2 separate regions of the Homo sapiens genome follow, and region 2 is linked to region 1. Evidence: chromatin contacts called from ENCODE Hi-C data. All regions are on one chromosome and are shown on one strand. The core of a region is the stretch at or near the end of the contact, and the rest is flanking DNA. Distances in the headings are between cores, read along the strand shown. Region 1 has its middle 27 kb from the start of APOBEC1. Region 2 holds the start of C1S (complement C1s).

What was found. Hi-C counts contacts between places; a loop is a spot of excess contacts on that map. Pooled maps may share reads with other maps.
Region 2: a map of Caco-2 shows a loop between it and region 1 (23-fold over the local background). The contact joins the promoter of C1S here to the enhancer-like site in region 1. A Hi-C loop is called at or near these places in 6 of 168 maps with a recorded cell type or tissue (Caco-2, IMR-90, PC-9 and 3 more) and 10 of 50 pooled maps.

The regions. Positions count from the first base shown.
Region 1 is chr12:7,637,606-7,640,738 of GRCh38, forward strand. No RefSeq gene overlaps it. Among named protein-coding and RNA genes, the nearest start is that of APOBEC1, 27 kb to the right of the region's middle. RefSeq lists an enhancer at 241-775 and silencers at 1,217-1,346, 2,428-2,527. Within about 2 kb of position 1,591, at least 8 of the 41 ENCODE cell types and tissues checked have a DNase peak (open chromatin) inside an H3K27ac peak, as active enhancers do.
Region 2 is chr12:7,059,076-7,062,208 of GRCh38, forward strand. It overlaps C1S (complement C1s), which reads left to right and starts at 1,643. Exons shown (of 12, transcript NM_001734.5): 1 at 1,643-1,802; 2 at 2,764-2,842. The coding sequence starts at 2,838. RefSeq lists enhancers at 1,230-1,731, 1,732-2,231.

The DNA.
Region 1 (3,133 bases), core at 341-2,840:
TGTATTAACATCCATCTCTACTGTAAATATATAATGAGCTTTGTGTTAGTCTGCTTGCATTACTATAAAAGAATACCTGAGGCTGGGTAATCTATAAAGAAAAGGGGTTAAGTTGACTCATAGTTCTACAGGCTGTGCATGAAGCATAGTGCCAGCATCTGCTTCTGATGAGGGCTTCAGGAAGCTTACAATCATGGTGGAAGGCAAAGGGGCGACAGTGTGCCACATGGTGAGAGTAGGAGCAAGCGAGATGCCAGACTCTTAAACAACAAGCTCTTGTGTGAACGAACAGTGAGAACTCATTACTTCAGGAGGGATCTACCCACATGACCCAAACACCTCCAAATAATACAGGAATTATTAAGAAATAACTTTTAGGCCGCTAGAAAGGGTAAAGGTTCTCAGTGGAAATTTTCCTGTAATAAGAAGCAACCCCCAAACCATTTCTTTTCTAACAGAAAGGCAGCTTGAAAAACCAGGCCGGCAAGCTTTGATATGCAAATGCTGGCGATTAGAAACTGGGTCCACCCAACATGGCCAACAGGAAGAGTGCCACCCTCTCCTCCTCATCACTACATGTGCCAAGTGTCATGATTGCCTCCAGATAACATGGATATCATGGTGACCTGCATTTGCATATTAAAGGAGTAAGGTAGGAGTGCCAGGTTTTTCACGGGCTATGTGAATGACACGCCTGGTCAAACCAATCTCCTGGGCCCTATGCAAATTAGACACCTCCTCCTCCAGCCTCCTGCTATAACAAACTACTCTGCCACACACGGGGTTTCTCTCTGGGAGCCCCCCTCCCTCTGTCCCTGTACTGGGAAGCTTCTTCCTTCTTTCTTGCTTATTAAACTCTCCACTCCTTAAAACCACTCTACATGTGTCCATGTCGCTTTATCTAAAACGATGTTAGACCAAGGACCCTGCTGTTCTTCCATTCATCAGAGCAGTTATCATTTTGGTTGCATTGACCGGGAATTCATTCATCGGAGTGGTGACTATAGAGCGAGCCCCAACCTCAAATCTCTCCTTCAATTTCAAGGCTCTCTTCTTACTATCCTGTTGCAAAATTTTCCTTCTTTCTCTATCCACGGTCTCTTACTCTCTCTCTGTGAAAAGTGCAGGGAGTTTTACAGTTCAGTGAAACAGGTCTGCTAGGAAAGATGGCAAACGCAGCAGGCAGTAACTCAACAAGCCCGCTCTCTGTGGCTGCGCTGGTGAGCATATAGTATTTCTAAGCCAACAGCGCCACCTAGTGGAAGTAGAAATCCTCTTCAGGGGCCACATTTTTTACGGTAACACTGAACTTCCTTTTGCACCACCAGAAATCAGGCTCTAACCTACTTCTGTGAACCGGAAAGTTCTGCCTTCAGCAATTAGAAGTAATATGTCCTCGACCGGGCATGGTGGCTTACGCCTGTAATCCCAACACTTTGGGAGGCCAAAGCGGGTGGATCACGAGGTCAGGAGTTCGAGACCAGCCTGGCCAATATGGTGAAACCCCGTCTCTACTAAAAACACAAAAATTAGCTGGGCGTGGTGGTGCACACCTGCGGTCCCAGCTGCTCAGGAGGCTGAGGCTATTGAATTGCTTAAAACGGGGAAGCAGAGGTTGCAGTGAGCTGAGATTACGTCACTGCACTCCAGCCTGGGTGACAGTGAGACTCTGTCTCAAAAAGAAGTAATATGTCTGCTGCCACATTTTAGTCTTGATATTGTCCCATAAGCAGGAAAATGGCCATTCTGTTCCTACGCTCTTTTAAGACATCTAATCTGTTTCCTGTTAAAATGGTATAATTAGTAGGGAGATTTTAAGTTCAGAAGTTAACCAGAACCATTTTTCTGAGGGTAAATGGTTTGGCATGGGCCATAATAGCAGGCAGTCTAGCACATTGCCTCTGTTAAAGGAGCCTTGACCAAAAACAACACAGTCTCTCCAAAGATCAATTTTTCAGGGAGCCAGGTAGATCACATAGGCTTAGGAAGTCAAAGGGAATCACACAAGGCAGATAAGCTAAGGTTGCGTGGGTAAAGTGTGGTTAATCCCATTGAGAGGTGACAGCGTGCTAGCAGTCCTCACAGCTCTCGCTCGCTCTCGGCGCCTCCTCTGCCTGGGCTCCCACTTTGGCGGCACTTGAGGAGCCCTTCAGCCCACCGCTGCACTGTGGGAGCCCCTTTCTGGGCTGGCGAAGGCCGCAGCCCGCTCCCTCAGCTTGCAGGGAGGTGTGGAGGGAGACGCGCGAGCGGGAACCGGGGCTGCGCGCGGCGCTTGCGGGCCAGCTGGAGTTCCGGGGGGGCGTGGGCTTGGCGGCCCCGCACTCGGAGCAGCCGGCCGGCCCTGCCGGCCCGGGGCAGTGAGGGGCTTAGCACCCGGGCCAGCGGCTGCGGAGGGTGTACTGGGTCCCCCAGCAGTGCCAGCCCACCGGCGCTGCGCTCGATTTCTCACCGGGCCTTAGCTGCCTTCCCGCGGGGCAGGCCTTGGGACTGCAGCCCGCCATGCCTGAGCCTTCCCCCGCCTCCGTGGGTTCCTGTGCAGCCGGAGCCTCCCCGACGAGCGCCGCCCCCTGCTCCACGGCGCCCAGTCCCATCGACCGCCCAAGGGCTGAGGAGTGCAAGCGCATGGCGTGGGACTGCAGCGCCGGTGCGGGATCCACTGGGTGAAGCCAGCTGGGCTCCTGAGTCTGGTGAGGACGTGGAGAATTTATGTTTAGCTCAGGGATTGCAAATACACCAATGGACACTCTGTATCTAGCTCAAGGTTTGTAAACACACCAATCAGCACCCTGTGTCTAGCTCAGGGTTGTGAGCGCGCCAATCGACACTCTGTATCTAGCTGCTCTGGTGGGGCCTTGGAGAACCTTTGTGTGGATACTCTGTATCTAACTAATCTGATGGGGAGGAGGAGAACCTTTGTACCTAGCTCAGGGATTGTAAACGCACCAATCAGCGCCCTGTCAAAACAGACCACTCGCCTCTACCAATCAGCAGGATGTGGTTGGGGGGGGGCCAGATAAGAGAATAAAAGCAGGCTGCCCGAGTTGGTAGTAGTAACCCGCTCGGGTGTCTCTCTGCCTTGGTGGGGCTTTGTTCTTTCGCTCTTGGGGTCCATACTACTTTTGTGAATTACAGC
Region 2 (3,133 bases), core at 393-2,892, 580 kb before region 1:
GAACCCTTCGGGTGATTACAAATTAGCCTGCTCCAGAGCTGCTGGAGGTGGGGGTGACACACTTCTTGTGCCTGTGTCTTCTTTCTTGGGAGGTCGGCTCTGTTCCCAAGACTGATATCATGGGGAACTCCTCTAATGTGGCAAAGCAGTTTGAATGCTGGGCAGCCAGGGGAGTCACAGATGGTTGCATACACATCTGTGTTCTGCATGACACTGCTAGACATGGCGGACAATACCAAGACGGATCAGACCCAGCACCTGTCTTCCGAGACCTTACGGGCTCATGATTCTCTTCCTTTTAACATGCACATTTATTAGGTACCATAGTGTGCAAAGCTTGTTCACTCGAATTATTTCATTAGGTCCATCTGATAGTCATGTAGGGTAGGCAGAACTGATAGGATTTCTGTTTTATATTTGAAGAAACTAGGTCTGTCAATAGTGAGCCAGGTTTAAAAAAAAAAAGAAACTAGGAAGTTAGGTGATGAGCCTAAGACATCACCACTGGTGAGGAGCAGAGCTGGGACATGAGCCTATCTTCTGACTCCAGGCCCAGTGCTAAGCCAACTAAAGGGGCATAAAGGGGAGCTGAGATCAGGGAAGGCTCTGTGGAGTGGCACTGCCCCTCAGTCCCTTGTCTGCAATTCTAAAATCCAAAGGACTCTGAAAACAAAGTCTCTGTCTTTTTTTTGTAATGGGATCTCATTCTGTTGCCCAGGCTGGAGTGCAGTGGTGCCCTCTGCAGCCTCGACCTCCCTGGCACAAGTGATCCTCTTGCCTCAGCCTCCTGAGTAGCTGGGACTACAGGCGTGTGTCACAATACCTGGCTATTGTTTTTTGTTTGTTTGTTTTCAAGTTTGGGACTAAAACTCAATTTGGCAGCAAAACCTGACCCGAACTGATGTGATTTGTAATCTTTAGTTATCCATTTACCGTAAGATCAATGTGTTTAGCTGCAGAAATCTTAATGTTTGTTAATAGGGGGTTATCCTGGTCCATAAAGGGAGGGAGAGGAGGAGGTGTTACCTAATATTGGGTCCATGGACTACATAGCCTAAAAAAATCTATAAAATTTCAAAACACACCTGGCTTCAAGGGTTATGGATAAGGGAGTCTGGGTTGGATCTGAAAGGGGGCTTGGTTGTGGGGTAGAATTTCGATGTTTGGAAGGGATGTGGAGGGATGTTATGAAGAGGAAGCCTCACGCCATACCACCTTGGGTCTTGGTGTTAAGTCATTATCAACCATTACATTTGCTTTAAAGCAGAGATGACTTACATTTCTGATAACTACTTTCCCTTAATTCATGATTCACACACATTTGGAGGGCTGGACTTTCTGGGTTTGGTTATTTCCCCTGGTACCAATCCCCGCCTTTTCCCAGAAATCACTTGACTTTCCCGAAAACTCAGAAACACACCCTTTGGCTGAAAAATAGCATTAAGCAATCGGTGAAATTCCCCATTCCTCCTTTCCCCGCTGGAGCCCTGGATAGAGGGCTCTCTGGCCTGGGAGGAGGACGCTGTCCTTGTTTCAAAAGCAGAGGGAGCTCCAAGATCAAGGCTGAGTTTCCCTAAGTCATGGTCTCCCAGCCCCCTCTGTTTAGATCAGGGAATTTCAGACATGCACACTCGGGTAGGGAATCTTATGAACAGAACCAGGACAGGGAGGCTGGCCGGAGGTTCCTGCAGAGGGAGCGTCAAGGCCCTGTGCTGCTGTCCCTGGGGGCCAGAGGGGTTGCCCAGCATGCCCACTGGCAGGAGAGAGGGAACTGACCCACTTGCTCCTACCAGCTTCTGAAGGTAAAATCCTTACAAACGAGGAGCAGAGCTTTGATGGAGGAAAAAGGAAAGGCAGAAAACTTCACGTAGGAGGGCTTGGGGCAATGATAGAGGGCTGACAAAGGCAGCATAAAAAAAGGCAGAATATAGACAACCTATTTCTCTTAGGCTCACCCCATCCACCCCTACTTCACCCCCTTACCTACCACTGTTTTCAGGGTTAAAGCAATTTTAGCAACCCTTTACTAGGAACTGTGGGGAGATAGCTTGTATTTTCAGTAAGTTGGCGGTGGGGGGCAGGGACAAACTCCAAACAAACTCTGGAAAACGAATGTAGGAAGTTTTTATGTTCCTTGTCATTTGGCTGTCCCTTTTCTCCTTCCTCGCACAACCCTGTATCAGTGGGGCAGCACTTCCTTCTCAGACCGCTTGTCCCAGGGTCCCTGCCTTCCCCTAGTGAAAGAAGCTCCTGCCTCCATCGGTGGGCGTTGGGAGCATCAGCGGAGATGCACGCAATGATAAACAGCAGACAGGGCTGCTTGAGGAGATGAGGTGATCACGGTTAAAGAAGAGGGGCTGTCCTACATGGATGATCATGATGCGCCAAGACTGTTGAAAACCTGAGTGGAAATGGGAGCATCGTTCTTGAGGGCAGGAGAGAGACTGATACCGCGGGGGTGGGGCTGGTGGAGGACAATAGAGGAAGAAGAAAACTGGGAGAAAGTACTCGATTCCTTTGGAGAAAAATTAGGAGAAAGTCTAGAGAAGCAATGAGGGAAGGATACAATTTAGCTATAGTCTAGAAAGTTAGTCGAAGTTAACTAGGGAGGGTGTGAGGGGCACGGTGCCATGTGGGGATGTTGGTGATATGGCCCTGTGTGTTATACCTTTGAAGGTGACACTGAGCCCCAGGTGACGCCGCACCACCAAAGAAGGTGCTTGTGTTTGTCAGACAAATACAGCCAGGCCTGCCACCCCTTAGGCTCCAAAGTCCGGAGGTGCAGAAAGCCAGGACCAAGAGACAGGCAGCTCACCAGGGTGGACAAATCGCCAGAGATGTGGTAAGTGATCAAGGGTCCCTGAGATGACACAGACTCCATTCCCTTCATCTTCTCAAGAAAAGCGCTCAAGGGCCAGGCATGATGGCTCACACCTGTAACCCCAGCACTTTGGGAGGCTGAGGCGGGAGGATTGCTTGAGCCCAGGACTTTGAGACCAGCCTGGGCAACATAAGGAGACCCTGTCTCTATTAAAAAAAAAAAAAATTAGCCCAGCGTCATGCGTGTCACCTGTGGTCCCTGCTACTCAAAAGGCTGAGGTGGTAGAATCACTTGAGCGCGGGAGGTCAAGGC